Regions from separate parts of the Homo sapiens genome. Here region 1 is linked to region 2. Evidence: chromatin loops called from intact Hi-C (ENCODE). Cell type or tissue: dorsolateral prefrontal cortex. All regions are shown on one strand. Links, peaks and the distances in the headings refer to the core of each region. The heading gives the core; the rest is flanking DNA. Region 1 overlaps KIAA0930. Region 2 has its middle 21 kb from the start of UPK3A.

The links. Peaks named below come from ENCODE experiments on the same cell type or tissue, not always from the same donor. Only the 100,000 strongest peaks of a DNase experiment are listed, where the experiment ranks them.
Region 1: it touches region 2 in a loop (4-fold over the local background); 8 of 110 quality-filtered maps call a loop at or near these places.

Annotation. Positions count from the first base shown.
Region 1 is chr22:45,205,390-45,213,708 of GRCh38, reverse strand. KIAA0930 reads left to right here. Exons shown (of 10, transcript NM_001009880.2): 2 at 1,602-1,753; 3 at 7,797-7,916; 4 at 8,002-8,079. Among named protein-coding and RNA genes, the nearest start is that of MIR1249, 8.5 kb to the right of the region's middle. RefSeq lists enhancers at 988-1,537, 1,538-2,087, 2,219-2,719. In dorsolateral prefrontal cortex, for the core only: CTCF peaks have their summits at 971, 1,174, 4,126 (motif pointing left) and 4,327 (motif pointing right); DNase peaks (open chromatin) are centred at 543, 1,188, 4,218, 4,688 and 1 weaker place; H3K4me3 peaks cover 5,136 bases; H3K27ac peaks cover 7,713 bases.
Region 2 is chr22:45,259,651-45,267,969 of GRCh38, reverse strand. No RefSeq gene overlaps it. Among named protein-coding and RNA genes, the nearest start is that of UPK3A, 21 kb to the left of the region's middle. RefSeq lists enhancers at 4,111-4,300, 3,725-4,560, 4,571-4,620. In dorsolateral prefrontal cortex, for the core only: a CTCF peak has its summit at 4,022; a DNase peak (open chromatin) is centred at 4,029; H3K27ac peaks cover 426 bases.

The DNA of each region.
Region 1 (8,319 bases), core at 310-8,309, 54 kb after region 2:
CCAAATTTATTCTGTTATTCCGTTGGGCTCTAAGAGGGAACCAAAAGTGAAGCAATGTAAAGAGGAAGTAAAAAAGAATTGAAGTTTATCCAGGAATAATCACAGCGCTTTGCTTAATTTTGCAAGGGTCTGTAGTAGCGTGACTTGGGCTTTGCCTGTTGCAAAAACGCGGCAGGAATTTCAAAGCGACTCTGCAGACAGCACGCGTGTTTCGTTCCCCCGGGTCCTGTGAGCCTGGGAGGTCTTGCCAGTCCCGTGGGCTCTCCTGGCCCTCACCCCTGGAGGCTGACAAGGCTCGCTGACCCAGACCCTCACCGATGAAGCCTCCTTCTCTTTTCCTCCCTCTCACTGCCCTAGAGCCCAGGAGCCAGGCAGGGCATGGGAGTGGGTGAGCAACACACTGTTGGGCAGAGGGCTGAGGGCAGAGGGCAGAGGGCTGAGGGCTGAGGGCCGAGGGCTGGGGCTGGCTGTGAGTCCTGGTTCTTTGGTTAGTGTTGTGGCTGACGTCAACCAAGGCTGGGGTGTTCTGCATTTGACTCAGCTAGTGGCCGAGTCCTGGTCAGCCCACTGGCCTGCCTGTGAGCGCGAGAGAGGGTTCTGGCACCACTGGCCCTCACGTTCCCCATCTCTAAGTGTCGGGATTAGTGCCTTCCAGCCCGAGTACCAGCACTAGATTGCACTGGTCAGTGAGGAAGACAGAAAACAAAAGCAGACCCGGTTTAATCTACTGAGTTGATAAGAGAGAGCTTGGCTGCATATTTTGAAGTGTTGAATCTGTCTAGAGAGGGGACAGACCCACCTATGTTGATCCTGCTGTGTGCCCGTGGTCTCGGTTTGTCTGCATGTGCCCCGAGGAACCTGTGGCTCAGAGCCCCCGCCCATTGTCCCATCACCAGCGGCAGCGCTGGAATGGAAACCCAGATCTTCCCTACCAAAGCCTGTGGGCTTTTTCTCTTTTGCAGGAAAATATTACAAATATTTATCATAAAGAAATACCATTTGTAATAGAAGGAGAAGTCCCTGTGAGGATCAGATGAGCACGAAGCTGCGCAGACGTGGGGCAGGGGTGGGGCGGGTGCTGTCTCCCTGCGGTTCCCGCTTGCAGCCTTGGCTGGCTGGAGGGCGGCTGTCCCTTTAAGTCGGGTTCCCGCTGGGACTGCCGCAGCCAGGGGGAGTGGGTGGGGGTGAGAGATGTTGGTGAGAGCCCTGCCTCTCCAAAGGCTCCCCCCCAGCCAAGCCTTCCCGGCTTCCAGCCCAGACACCAGCCAGCCAGTGGCGTTCCTGGCTCCTCGGGATTTTCCTTTTCCTCCGAAGCTGCTGATTCATCCCCAGGCTGGAGTCAGGCTCAGCTGTGGGGCTGGGAGCATGGGCTCTCAGGCTGCTGCTGAGTGGAGGAACTGGGCCTCCTGGGAGGTGTCCTCCAGCCTCTCTGGATGCTCCATGGGTGGGGGTCGGGAGTGGTGAGGGAAGGGTGGCGCATCTCAGAGCCCTCGCAAATTTCTGGCCAGAAATGTGGGGGTATGGGCGCAGCTTGGCCAAGGCCATGCTGCAAGGGCCAGGGTGGCCGTCCTTCCTCACTCCTGTCTGGCCTCCCTCTGCAGGGTGCTTCAAGGATGACCGCATCGTCTTCTGGACTTGGATGTTCTCCACCTACTTCATGGAGAAATGGGCTCCCCGGCAGGACGACATGCTTTTCTATGTGCGCCGGAAGCTGGCGTACTCCGGCAGCGAAAGCGGTGCAGACGGGAGGAAGGTGAGTGACCCCCGGCCCCTGCCCCTGCGTCTGTGCCCCAAGCATCCCTGTGGTGTCTGCTCTCGGTGTACATGTGGGCTTTCCTACAGTGCTCATGCATATCAAAGAGGGTGAGTGATATTTATTGAGCACCTACTGTATTCCAGGAACTGTGTAGACAGTCTCATGTGCAAATCTGGATGTGCTGGGTGTCTGTACACATTGTCATTCATCTTCACTGTGACCCTGAAGGGCAGTGATTGCCGTCACCGTCGTAGCTTTGAGGAAACAGATCAGAGACAGCTAACTCGGCTGGCCTCTTATAATTAGTCAGTAGATGGTAGAGCAAAGGTCGGACTCCAGAGCCCAGGGCCCTCCCTTGGCCATGGCAGGGTGACCTGACTCAGTGGTGGTGATGATGACGGTGCCTTCCACTTACTGAGCCCTCGCCATCATCTAGACACAGTGCTGAGCTCTCTTCTTCTTAGCCTCCTTGTGAAGTCCCAACAACTCGACAGGGTGGGTGTTCTTACCCCTTTTACAGATGAGGAAACGGAGGGCTCGGAGATGAAGTGATTCGCCTAACGTATTTCATCCACTAAATCGCAGTGTGGGAGGAGCTAATAAAATACATTTTGCATGCTTCCTTCTCTGTTTTTCACAAGCTTTTGCTGTTCGTAAAATGTTTAATCAACTCCATATGCCAGACATGGAAACGCTTTTGTTTTCCTTCAAAAACAAGAAATGAGAGGGCCGTGTAGCTAGGTCTGGAACTTGCAGCCTGCCTGGCTCTGTAACTCCGGGGCCATGGTTTGCTGGCAGAGGCTCATGCAGGGATTACTTGGAGCCTGGTCTTGCCTTGGGCCCATTTTCTGAGCCTGAACACACGCGGGATGGATTTTCTGCAAGTGGAAGGGCCTGGGTGCCTGCATGCTGGCCCCGAGCCCTGAGCTAGCCCCACTTTGGAGGGACCAGCAGGAGACCATGAACAACTGGCCAGAGAGGTGGGGGAAGAGCCAGGAGAGGGGAGGGCACCCCAAGAGGGGAGGTCTGGAGACGTGGGTGCAGCCAGTGGGGTGCAGTGTCTGAAGGGCCCATTGGATTCGGTACCAGGGAGGGGTGGCGGCCTTGGCGCAGCAGTTTCAGTGGCGGGTGTGCAGGGACTAGAGCCACACTCGGGCAGGCAGGGTGTGCAGGGACTAGAGCCACACTCGGGCAGGCAGGGAATGCTTTCTGGGAGGGATGAAGAGGAGGCCTGACTGGTGATGGGATCCCCGAGTAAGAACCTTCTGGAGCTGGCTCAGGGCTCCTCAGAACCTGCTGCCACGCCCGCCCTGTCTGGGTGTACAATCGAGAGACCAGCTTTCAAGGCCAGTCTTGTTTTTCCCTGGTTTACCATATGACACTGCCAGGTCATCTCCTCTCTGGGGTAAAAGGGGATCAGGGCAGGTGCCCCGAAAGGTGAGGGCCCTCCCATTCTGGACACCTGGGAGGCTGGGATGTTTGGGGTTAGTGTGACCATATGAGTGCCCTTGGCAGGGGGGTGGATGGTGCCTCAGGATCCTCACTGCCCGTGACCCTCATGGCGGGCACAGGCTCCTCTCACCTCTGCACAGTTCTGGGGGAGGGACTCCTCTCACCCATGGGAACCGGAACTCGGAGGCTCAGGCCCTCTGTCGTCCCAGGGCTGTGGACCCCACCCCTGCCTCCGTCCACTGTGGCCTCTCAGCTTCTGCTGGAGTTCAGGTTGCAGAGAACTTTTCTCCCACCCCCAAATGTTGGTCTTTTCCCCAAGGCAGAGTCTGTTGCAAGCCAGGGCTCTAACGAGGACTTGGTGCATTTGAGACACTCTCAGCTGTACTTTGAATTTTGATTCCAGAGAGGTCACGACTCTGGTCAAGAGGGCAGACAGGGAGGTGGGAGGACGGGTTGTGTGCACCCTGGATAGGCCGGGGTAGGGGGAGGAGAAAGGAACGGCAGATGAGGGGTCCATCTTGGGTGGAGCAGAAGTTAAAGGTGAGAGCCCTCCACTGAGAAAGCGCAGCCCTGGATCTAGGCCTGAGGAATTTGGAGCAGAGGGGATGGGGTCACATCCAGGATCTGCTGAAAATTTGGGGGTGTCGAGGTCAGTGAGGGAAGCCTGAGTCCCACGGGAGCAGGTGGCAGTCCAGCTGTTTACATGCTAGAATGTTCTATTGAACACCCACTGTGAGCCATGTGCAGATGCCCCCCCACACTCAGTGCTGGGAGCACAGAAATGACTCATATCTGGCCTCAGTCTGTTTGGATAGACAGACGGTATGGCCAGTGCTATGGAGCCATCAGTGCTGTGATGGTGGGAAGAGGAGCAGGGCGGCGGTGGTGGGGGGAGTGCAGAAGGTGACATCTGGCGGGCGGGTTGTAGGACAGAGAGAGCGGGCAGCAGTGGGCTGAGGACACGCCCCGTGGAGGGACCAGTGAGTGCAGAGTGGGAGGGTGTGTGACGAGTGCCACATGGGACCTGCCAGACTAGGCCGATGGAGATTGCGGGGCCTGGTGGGTGGGTCCTGGGGCTGCCCCAACTTGGCATTTTTCCCAGCTTGTCGGGCTGCAGTGCTGAGGGTGGCCTGCAGGGGGCAGGCTGGAGGCGCTGATGGGGAGACGGGGAGACCCCCCCTGGCAAAAGCCCTGAGCGCTCGGTGGAGGTGGGGGACCCGCGGAGTCGCCTGCGCACTGCAAGTCCTCTGCGGGAGCCTGGCTACTTCCCGCCCCCTCCCCATGCCCATCCCGCTGGTACCCGGTTGCCATAGCAACCAGCCGGGCCTCCTGCACCTAGCAGGGGAGCGTGGATGGGCAGGAGCTGCAGTGTCAGGGGGACAGGATGCCAGGAACCCCGAGTGCTCCAGGGCCCAAGGGACATCCCCAGTCCAGCCTTTCCCAGGGAGGGATGTCCTGGATTCCCTGCCCTCTGTTTCCTCCAGCCCTGGACAAAACGCTCTGTGTTCCTGGGCAGCCCATTGTGTGCCTTTGGCAGGAGGGGGACCTGGCTCTGTGTGCTGCTGGCTCTGCGCTGGTGGCCGGAGCCCTGTGTCTCACGGTCACGTGACACCTCAGGATCCTAAGGTGCCGATCACCTTCACACCCACTCAGAAAACCAAAGCTCAGAGACGGGGAGGAAGCTTCCTGGGGTCACACAGTTTGCCAGCGGCGAAGCCCTGTCCCCAGTCTCACTTTTTCCTTTTTAGTAGATTGTTTTCAATATAACGTCTATACAGAAAAACACAGACGTGTACACAGTTTGATTCTTCTTAGACTGAACACCTGGTTTCACCAGCCCCCAGATACAGAGTGTGATGAGAACACCGAGGCCCCTTCACCCCACCCCAGGGCTCAACCTCCCCCTGGGCAGCTGCTGCTCTGTCTCCTCAAACTTCCCGGGCGGGTTCTGCCTGTTCTCACAGCTCCTGCATGTGGAGTCGGTGGGTTCTGCCTGTTCTTACAGCTCGTGCGTGTGGAGTCGGTGGTTCTGCCTGTTCTCACAGCTCCTGCGTGTGGAGTTGGGTTCTGCCTGTTCTCACAGCTCGTGTGTGTGGAGTTGGCGGGTTCTACCTGTTCTTACAGCTCGTGCATGTGGAGTCGGTGGTTCTGCCTGTTCTCACAGCTCATGTGTGTGGAGTCGGTGGTTCTGCCTGTTCTCACAGCTCATACATTGGAATCGGGCAGTATATGTTGTTTCAGGCTTCTTTCTCCGCATGTCATGTTTGTGAGTCATGCCTGTTGACACAGGTGGTTGTAATCTGGTCTCACTGCTGTGTAATGCCTGCAGAGTGTACCATGGCGGCCTGGCCACCCTCCTGTCAGTGGGTACCGGGCAGCTCCCAGTGTCCTCTTGGGCCTGGCTTTGGTGCGCACACGGACACCTTTCTGATGGGGAACCTGCTCTTTCGCCTGCCTGTGCTGTGGTGCTGCCCCGAACAGCCGTGTGATCGTGCCCCCGAGCCTTTCATTCACTGAGTCCACAGCGCTTTGCTGAGCAAAAGCAAATGAACAGGTCAATGAAGCGAGACCAGGAGGAACAGCAGAGTCTTGTGAACCCCAGGACTCTCAGCTCAGGGGCTCGGGGTGACTGCAGAACCATACAGGCGGTGGAAGTGGGGCCCCCCGACCCGGGGACGTCTGTTTCTCGCTCCTAGGCAAGGTTGGCCTCTTGCACCTCTTTCCATAGATCCCAGCTCTGCCTTTGGGGGGTGCAGGCCTGTGCACCTGCAAGAGGGCCCAGCAGTGCCCAGCCCCTCGGAGCCCGAGTCAGTGAGAGCACCCAGGACCGGGACCAGAGGCCCCCAGTCAGCACAGCTGCTTCAAAATTGAAAGCCAGGCTGGGCGCGGTGGCTCACGCCTGTAATCCCTGCACTTTGGGAGGCCGAGGTGGGTAGATCACTTGAGGTCAGGAGTTTGAGATCAGCTTGGCCAACATGGTGAAACCCCGTCTCTATTAAAAAAAAAAAAAAAAAATTACGTGTGGTGGCAGACGCCTATAATCCCAGGTACTTGGGAGGCTGGGGCAGGAGAATCACGTGAACCCAGGAGGTAGAGGTTGCAGTGAGCCAAGATTGTGCCACTGTACTCCAGCCCGGGTGACAAAGCAAGACTTCATCTCAAAAAAATAAAAAAATAAGAAATAAATTGAGGCCGGGTGCAGTGGCTCATGCCTGTAATCCCTGCACTTTGGGAGGCCGAGGTGGGTAGATCACTTGAGGTCAGGAGTTCGAGATCAGCCTGGCCAACATGGTGAAACCCCCTCTCTATTAAAAATACAGAAAAAAATTAGCCAGGTGTGGTGGCAGACACCTGTAATCCCAGCTACTTGGGAGGCTGGGGCAGGAGAATCACATGAACCCAGGAGGTAGAGGTTGCAGTGAGCCAAGATTGTGCCACTGTACTCCAGCCCGGGTGACAGAGCGAGACTCCGTCTCAAAACAATAAATAAGAAATAAATTGAGGCCGGGCACGGTGGCCCATGCTTGTAATCCCAGCACTTTAGGAGGCCGAGGTGGGCAGATCACCTGAGGTCAGGAGTTCGAGACCAGCCTGGCCAACATGGTGAAATCCTGTCTCTACCAAAAATACAAAAAGTAGACAGGTGTGGTGGCACGTGCCTGTAATCCCAGCTACTCAGGAGGCTGAGGCAGGAGAATCATTAGAATCCAGGAGGCGGAGACTGCAGTGAGCCAAGATGTGTTGCACTGTAGCCTGGGTGACGGATGGAGTGAGATTCTGTCTCAAAAAAAAAAAAAAATTGGAAGCCAGTCTCCCAGGAGAGGTGTAGACATGCTTTGGTTTCTCTCTGATATGTATTTATTATTGATCTTCAGTAAATTTGACTCTGATCTGTTAACATGGGGCTAATGATACCTGCATTGCAGGGTTGCTTTAAAAGGATTAATAATTTGTAAAATGTGTAGCCCAGACCCCGCCGTCCACTAAGAGCTCAGTAGGTGTCACTATTATCATTGATGCCACTTAGCAAATATGAGCTCTTTAAATCATTATGACAACTTTGAGGGGAAGATGCCCTTAGTCCATTGTACAGATGAAGAAACTGAGGCTTAGTGAGGAGAATGGATGGCCCCTGGGTCCCATCTCCCGTCGCTAGAGAACTGGGGAGCAAGAATTGGAGTTCTGGCCGGGCATGGTGGCTCACACCTGTAATCCCAGTACTTTGGGAGGTCGAGGCAGGAGGATCACCTGAGCCCAGGAGTTCAAGACCAGCCTGGACAACATGGCGAAACGCCACATCTACAAAAAGTTTTAAAAATTAGCCGGGTGTGGTAGCACGTGCCTGTGGTCCCTGTTGCTTGGGAGGCTGAAGTGAGAGGATCATTTGAGCCCAGGAGGTTGAGGCTACAGTGAGCTGTCATTGCACCACTGCTCTCTAGCCTGGGCAGCGGTGTGAGACCCTGTCTCAAAAAATAGTAAGAAAAAAGAATTGGAGTCCTTGTCCATCGTAATGCCTGCATAGTAGTCAGGGAAGAAGAAGAGCACCACAGTGGGCCCTGGGCACTCACTTCTGCTCTGGGCCTCGCAGGCAGCTGAGCCTGAGGTGGAGGTGGAGGTGTACCGGCGGGACTCCAAGAAGCTGCCAGGCCTGGGAGACCCTGACATCGACTGGGAGGAGAGCGTCTGCCTGAATCTCATCCTGCAGAAGGTATGGGGTGGGATGGGTGGGGCTGCGGATTGGCCCTGTGGGATGGCTGACCCCTCCCTGCACGCTGACCCGTGCTCTCTTCCAGCTGGACTACATGGTGACCTGTGCGGTGTGCACACGTGCTGACGGCGGGGACATTCACATCCATAAGAAGAAATCTCAGGTGAGCCCTGGCACGAGAGCCCCCAGCCTCCTAACTGCCAGTTCAGGCTGGGCGTGGCAGAGAGAGACAAGTCCTCCTGCTTGCTTCTCTGCCCTGGAGGTGAGGGGTCTGACTCCAGAAATCTGCTCAGCTCCTGGGATCCCGTATCCCATTCGAGGAGCACAGAACCAGCTTATCCCCCACATCTCCTGGTAGGTCTCTGGCTTTGGACTGGCTCTGGGCCGGGTGGCCTCCCTATAC
Region 2 (8,319 bases), core at 116-8,115:
CCTGGGCAACATAGTGAGACCTCATCTCCACAAAAATAAAAGATTAGCTGGGTGTGGTGGCGCGTGCCTGTAATCCCAGCTACTCGGGAGGCTGAGGCAGGAAGATTGCTTGAGCCCAGGAGTTCAAGGCTACAGTGAGCTATGATAGTGCCCCTGAACTCCAGCCTGGGTGGCAAAGCAAGACCCTGTCTCAAAATAAAATAATAAAATAAAATAAATCACACATATTTGAAGTATACAATTTGATGAGTTTTGAATATAGATGTATATTCTGTGACTCCATCACCACAGTAAGATAATGACCATTTCCGTCACTCCCAAAAGTGTGCCCCTGGCGGGGCCCGGTGGCTCACGCCTGTAATCCCAGCACTTTGGGAGGCTGAGGCAGATGGATCACCTGAGGTCAGGAGTTTGAAACCGGCCTGACCAAACATGGCGAAAACCCGTCTCTACTAAAAATACAAAAATTAGCTGGTGTGGTGGCAGGTGCCTGTAATCCCAGCTACTTCGGAGACTGAGGCAGGAAAATCGCTTGAACGCCGGACGCAGAGGTTGCAGTGAGCCGAGATCGCACCACTGCACTCCAGCCTGTGTGACAGAGTGAGACTCCGTCTCAAAAAAAAAAAAAAAGAAAAGAAAAGAAAAAGAAAAAGTATGTCCTTGTCCCTTTGTAATCCATTCCCTCTTCATCCCCCCTCCCCTCTCCTCCACCCCACCCCCATCCCACCCCCAAGCAACCACTGGTCTGCTTCTGTCACTATAGATGAGACTGAGATTTTCAGAATTTCATGTAAGTGGAATCATAACATGTGTTCTTTTTTGGTCTGGCTTCTTTCACTCAGCATAACTATTTTGGGGTTCATCCATTTTCTTAGATGCCATTAATAGTTCATTCCTTTTTATTGCCGAGTAGTATCCAATTGTAGGATATGCAACTGGATATGCAGTTAGCTGATCCGTTCACCTGTTAATGGGCGCTTTTAAAATTTTAGCTCTAAAGCTGCTATGAACCTTCCTGTTCAAGTCTCCATGTGGACATGTGCTCTCATTTCAGTTGGATAAATACCTAAGAGTACAATGGCTGGGCCATGTGGCAGGCATGTGTTCAACTTTTTAAGAAACTGTCAAATTGTCTTTCAGTGGATATCCATTTACATTCCCACCAGCAGTGCGTGAGAATTCCAGTTCCTCCACATCCTCACCAACACTTAGTGTGTTCAGTCTTCTTCATTTTGGCCATTCTGGTATATGTATAGTGGTGTCTCACTGTAACATCTCATTCCCTAGGGAATCTTTTTTTTTTTTTTTTTTTTTTTTTTGAGACAGAGTTTTGTTCTTGTTGCCCTGGCTGGAGTGCAATGGCGCAATCTTGGCTCATTGCAACCTCCGCCTCCTAGGTTCAAGTGATTCTCCTGCCTCAGCCTCCCGAGTAGCTGGGATTATAGGCATGCAGCATTACACCAGGCTAATTTCTGTATTATTATTATTATTATTTTGAGATGGAGTCTCACTCTGTTACCCAGGTTAGAGCGCAGTGGCGTGATCTCAGCTCACTGCAACCTCTGCCTTATGAGTTCAAGTGATTCTCCTGCCTCAGCCTCCCAAGTAGCTGGGATTACAGGCACCTGCCACTGCGCACAGCTAATTTTTGTATTTTTAGTAGAGACAGGGTTTCACCATCTTGGCCAGGCTGGTCTCGAACTCCTGACCTCGTGATCCACCTGCCTCGGCCTTCCAAAGTTCTGGGATTACAGGCGTGAACCACTTCGCCCAGCCAATTTTTGTATTTTTAGTAGAGACAGGGTTTCACCATGTTGGATGGGCTGGTCTCAAACTCCTGACCTTGTGATCCTCCCGCATCGGCCTCCCAAAGTGCTGGGCTTACAGGTGTGAGCCACTGTGCCCGCCCAGAACTCATGGTTTTGAACTTCTTTTCATTTTCGTCATCTGTATATCTTATTTGGTGAAAAGTTTATTCAAATTTTTTGCCCATTAAAAATAAAAAAAGAATGGGTTGTTATTGTTTACTATAAGAGTTTTTTTAATATTCTAGATCATGTATTTTCTTCTTCTTCTTCTTTTTTTTTTTGACAAGGTCTCATTCTGTTGCCCGGGCTGGAGTGCAGTGGCTCATTGCAGCCTCGACCTCCAGGGCTCGGGTGAACTTCCCACCACAGCCTTCTGGGTAGCTGGGACCACAGGCATGCACCACCACACCCGGCTAGTTTTTTTACTTTTTTGTAGATAACAGAGTTTCACCATATTGTCCAGATTGGTCTCAAACTCCTGAGCTCAAGTGATTTGCCTGCCTCTGCCTCTGAAAGCGCTGGGATTACAACAGGCGTGTACCACTGTGTCTGGCCTGATCATGCATTTTCAATGAAGGCAAAATTGCCCCCAATGGGAAAAAATTGGTTCTCGTGAAATGAAAAAATTGTGCTCTTTATGTACAAAGCACAATAAACGCACAATACATAAACGGGTACCTGTGTATTAAATTTCCATGGGGGTGATTAGGAAGGATTGTCTAAAAATATTCCTTGGATGAGGAAGGGAATGGAAAAAAGCTGAGAAAGTGTTCGAGATACAAGTCCTTTGTTGGATGTATGCTTTGCAAAAACCAAAAAATTTTAATTTGGATAAAGTCCAATTTATCAATTATCCCTTTTATAATTTGTGCTTTTTGTGTGCTATTTCAGAAGCCTCTGTCTAACTCAAGGTTACTAAGATTTTCTGCTGTTTTCCTGTAAAAGTTTCACAGTTTTAACTCTTCCATTTAGGTCTGTGGTCCATTTTATAGACTCCCCCAAATTTATTTATTTATTTATTTATTTTGAGATGGAGTCTCGCTCTGTCACCCAGTCTGGAGTGTAGTGGTGTGATCTTGGCTCACTGCAAGCTCTACCTCCTGGGTTCAAGCCATTCTCCTGCCTCAGCCTCCTGAGTAGCTGGGATTACAGGTGAGTGCCACCACACCCGGCTAATTTTTGTATGTTTAGTAGAGATGGGGTTTCACCATGTTGGTTAGGCTAGTCTCAAACTCCTGACCTTGTGATCCACCCACCTCAGCCTCCCAAAGTGTTGGGATTACAGGTGTGAGCCACTGCACCCAGCCCCAAATTAATTTTAGTATGTAGTATGAAGTAAGTGTGGAAGTTCATTTTTTTATATATATATGGACGTCCAGTTGATCCAACACTTTTTGTGGAAACACTTTCCTTTCCCCACCGAGTTGCTTCATCACTTTGGTCAAAAATCAGTTAATTTGGTCAGGCACTGTGGCTCACGCCTGTAATCCCAGCACTTTGGGAGGCCAAGGCAGGTGGATCACTTGAGGTCAGGAGTTCAAGACCAGCTTGGCCAACATGGTGAAACCCTGTCTCTACTAAAATTACAAAAATGAGCCAGGTATGGTGTGTGCCTGTAGTCCCAGCTACTCGGGAGGCTGAGGCAGGGGAATCACTTGAACCCAAGAGGTTGCAGTGAGCCGAGATTGCACCATTGGACTCCAGCCTCGGCAAGAGAGCAAGAGACTCTCTCAAAAACAAACAAACAAACAAATTCAGTTAACTACATATGTGTGGGTCCGTTTTGTAATATACTGTGTGAACCAAAGAAAAACCCATTCATGGGCTGCCTGGTCTGGGCCCCGACTATTTTCTAACATTGACCTCCAGCACTCAGACCTCCTTGCTGGCCCCTGGCTAGGCACCTGCTGCCTCAGGCCTCAGCTCCAGCTCTGTCCTGGTCTAGAACTGTCTGCCCTGAGATCATCTCCTGTCAATGCCTCCTCCTCTGAGAGGGAGGCCCCTGCCATGGTGTTGCTCTGGTGATTTGGTTCCAGGAGAGCTTGATGAGATCAGCAGGCGCCGGATTGTACAGGGACTTGCAGGCGGAGACAAGAATTGAGGTTTTATTCTGTGTGAGATGAGAACAGGAATGGCATGATCTGACTTTGGCTTTGGAAACGTGGCCTGGGCTGCTGTGTCGAGGTGGACTGTAGGGGGAGTGCGGAGGCAGGGGTGGCCGCAGGAGGCTCCGGAAGCACGTGGCTCCTGCCGGCCACTCGCTCTGCCTGTAGTCTGTCATCAGAGCAATCCTTGGCCCTGAGAGCAGATGCTGCAATGAGAAGGAAGGTCAGCCCTGGCCAGCCTTGCTCTGGGATCCCAGGGCATGGGATTCAGGAAAAATAGGGGCTTCCCTCCTCCATGTTCACCATGCCACCCCGCCCTCGGTTCCCACACCCTCGTGGGGTGGCTCCAGGCTACTGTCCTGGCCCTTGACCTATTCACTGCCCTCAAGGCTTGGGCTGCATTTGTGGAGCAGAAGAAGGAGCCGGGGTGGAAGCCCTGAGGTTAAGTTCCAGTTCCTCTTCTTACCAGCTGGGTGACCTCCAGCGAGTCACTGGAGCCTGCAGAATCTCATTTGAGAAGTTGGATAAGATCTCTGCCCCCACCGCCCAGGCCCCAGGGGAGCTGTGCAGACTGACTCTCTTCTGAAGAGTCCCTTGGAAATGTTTTGGCGGTGGCAAGAGAAAGAGCTTTGCTTGTTCTTCAGAAAGACTTGCCGGAGTCAGACACTGAGGACTCCAGAGCATCTGGAGGAAGCCCAAGGGCCACCTCCCCTGAGAAGCCTTCCTTCGCCAGCCTGAATAAAATGGACCTCTATACACACACCTGTCTCAGTGGTGGCAGTGGCAGGCCATCTGGAGCGGCTGCTGCTGTCACACCAGCTGCAGCAGGGAGGCACGGCTGGGGCTGCATGTTCCATGGAACTGGCAGGAGCTGGGGACAGGCAGGAGCCTCTCCCATTCTGAGTCGGGGTGGCAGCTCCCTGCATGCCGCTGCAGCTGCCCAAGCCACGGCTGTGGACCCAGGCATCCCTGTGCTCTCGGAGCCTGGGAGCAGGTGGGAACCCCACCCTCCCAGGTGCAGCTGCAGCCGCCCAAACCACAGCTGCAGACCGGGGCCTCCCGCTCCACGGAGCAGGCTGGAGTCCTGCCCCACATCCCACATAGCTGCACCGGCCCTAACTGCCACTGCGGACCCAGGCATCTCTGCACTCTTGGGGGCCCTGGAAGGCCCCCCTGCCCTCACAGGCTTGGAAATGCCTGCTCCCACTGCCTGGCTTCTCCTTGCTGTCGGCACCTGCTCTGATCTTGGGGCAAAATTGGGGCCGAGCCTGGGTTTTGTCACAGCCCAGCCAGGTGTGCACACACTCAGGGCAGTGCTGACATGCCAGCCCCCTGCCGTCTCAGCCCTCTCCAGATTTTGGGCACTGATGAGCATAGGAATGAAGCTGAGGAGGAACTGAGGGCAGCTTGGCAGTGGCCTGCAGACGCCCCTTGGTACCTATAGCCTGGGCGCCATGAATGGCAGCAGGAGGCAGACAGGTTTCTGGGCAGAAGGGGGTGAGTCCCTGGTGAGGCCCACCTTCAGGCCAGGGAGGCCCTGAAGGCTGGGGGCCAGGCTGTCAGTGCCGTGGACTGGAGTGCGAACTTGTGTTGCCTTTTCTGGGCCTGCCCATGGCCGCCCATGGACCAGTCAGCATGAACTTCCCCCTCTCTGAGGCTGACAGAAGCCCCAGGCTCAGCCAGAGCTGAGCAGACGTCGGATGACCAGCTGTAGTGAGGAACTGCCCTCTCCAGGGCCTCCTCTGAGCTATTGTCACTCAATAAAGCTCCTCTTCGTCTTGCTCACCCTCTTGTTTCCGTACCTCATTCTTCCTGAGTGGAGGACAAGAACTTGGGACCCACTGAATAAGGCTAAAAGAGCTATAACACAAACAGTGCTGAGACATGCCCCTTGCTGGCCACGTTGCAGGGGAAGAGAAGGAAGGAAGAGCTGCAGCCCTTTGGGGAGCCCAGACCGGGGAGTCTCCCAAGCCAGGGCTGTGATGCCCTCTTTGGGTCCCTGTGGTTTCTGGCATCTCCAAGCTTCTGAGAGCCACTGTGTTCCCCAGTGCCAGCTGTGGAAGCTGCTTGCAGTGCGCCTGGTCCAGCTGTAGCCTCGCAGAGAGCTGGGGCCCATGCTGGCACCCGGAGCTGCCTGCCCCACTGCAGCAGCCGGCGTGTCTGACTGTGCAGTGGCCGGACCTCACGCGTGCTTACACACCCGTCACCACCCCACGCAGTCTCCCTTGGTAGACGTGGGATCCAGGCCGATAGTGTGAGCCGAGTGCAGTCTGCCAGGACAAGTGGGCGGAATGAGCCCAGTGGGCCCAAGCAAAACTCAGACAAAGATGCCACTGGCCACAGAGGTTTCTGCCCAGAAAAGCGACACCCCAAAGATTCCATAACATCGGCACCTGACCCCGCTTACATCTGTACACGCACCTGCCTCTGCACCTGGCTGCTCTGACGTCTGTACACACACCTGTCCCTTCCTTGTTTCTTCAATCATAGGGCAGCCTGCCAAGCCATGAACCACTGATATCTCAGGCTGTGGGGAGCACTTGGTGTCCCCAGAACCCAGCCATCAAGGGCCTACCCTGAGGAGGCAGGCAACGATGAAAGAGGGGAGAATGAATGAATGATGTCTCTGTGTGCTGAGTCTTAAGGAAAACGGACCATGAAAACCATTCCTGTATTGAAAGTGCTAGAGGCTTCCAGGCAGGACCGCAAGGAATGTGTGCACAGCCCCATGGGGAAGCACGGCCCCCATGACCCCCACTTTGCTGAGAAGGGACCTGAGACTCACAGAGGCTGAGCCGCTTCACCCAGCGAGGGGCTGGTGGAGCTGGGATTCTAGCCCCGAGTGTGGCTCTCCCCACTTCCTCGTGGCTCTCAGTATCCAGGAGGAATGAGGGGCCCCCTTCTCCTACTGATGAGGAAACTGAGGCCCAGGGTATGTGGGGACCTGCCTATCGCTGAGCATGCCAGGAGACAAGTCGGGCCTGCAGCCCACATCCTTGTTCTGAAGCCTCCCCCAACCCCTTTCTTTTTTTTTTTTTTTTTTGAGACAAAGTCTCACTCTGTCACCCAGGCTGGAGTGCCGTGGCGCGATCTTGGCTCACTGCAACCTCTGCCTCCTGGGTTCAAGCGATTCTCCTGCCTCAGCCTCCCAAGTGCTGGGATTACAGGTGCCTGCCACCACACCCGGCTAACTTTTGTATTTTTAGGAGAGACAGGGTTTCACTATGTTGGCCAGGCTGGTCTTGAACTCCTGACCTCAGGTGATCCGCCCACTTCGGCCTCCCAAAGTGCTGGAATTACAGGCGTGAGCCACCGCACCCAGCCCCAAGGCCCCTCTTCCTGTAGCCCTCACTTCCCCTGGTGTTCCCCCCACCTTTGCCCTTCCTGCCTCTATCCTAGACCTGGTGGTTCCCGTGCAGCTTCAGTCAGCACCTATAAGGGAGAACGAGCACATTCTTGCTGCTTCTTTTTGTTTTGTTTTGTTTTTTGAGACAGGGTCTCACTCTGTTGCCCAGGCTGGAGTGCAATGGCGTGATCACGGCTCACTGCAGCCTCAACCTCCCAGGCTTGAGCAATCCTCCCAGCTCAGCTTCCCGAGTAGCTGGAACCACAGGCACGTGCCACCATGCCTGGCTAATTTTTGTATTTTTTTTGTGGAGACGGGGGTCTTTCCATGTTGCCCAGGCTGGTCTTGAACTCCTGGGCTCAAGTGATTCACCTGCCTTGGCCTCCCAAAGTGCTGGGATTATAGGCGTAAGCCACCTTGCTCGGCTACATTCTTGCTTCTTAAAGAGACAGTGCTCTCTGTCGCTCCTGTCCTGTCCTTTCTGTCTATGGCCCACAGCAGCCAGGAAAGCCAGGTGTCCTAGAGGGAACTCTGGGCAGTGACCTCAGGGATCCCCATAGTTACTGTCCCCCCGATGCCCACCAGGGCAGCAGTTCTCCCACAGCTGGCCCTGTCCCCCTGGGGGCCATGCTGTTCTATCATTGTCTTCCCTCTTGCCAGCAGCGACTTGCAAAGCCCTCAGACGGTGGTACAGTGACACAGTTCTCCTCCTCATCCTGGCTCACTCGTGCATTTGCTAACTCAGCATATGTTCATGGAGCACCTACTATGTGTCAGCTCTGGGCCAGGTATGGGACTATACTGGTGAGCAGACAGACACACTCCACTCCTAGGGCCGCAGGCCATGGGGGAGTGAGAGAGTAGTAGAGCCGTCACACCCACGAATCAAACTGGGTGCTGTGAGGGGAAGGAGGGGGTTCAGGGCAGGAACAGGGTTCTAAGGAGTCAGATAAGACAGGAGTAGGGTCTGGTTCAGGGATTCCTGGGGGCCGCCCTGGGGAAATGATGGCTGAACTGGATGGGAGGATGAGAAGGCGCAAAGAACATTCCAGGAGGAGCA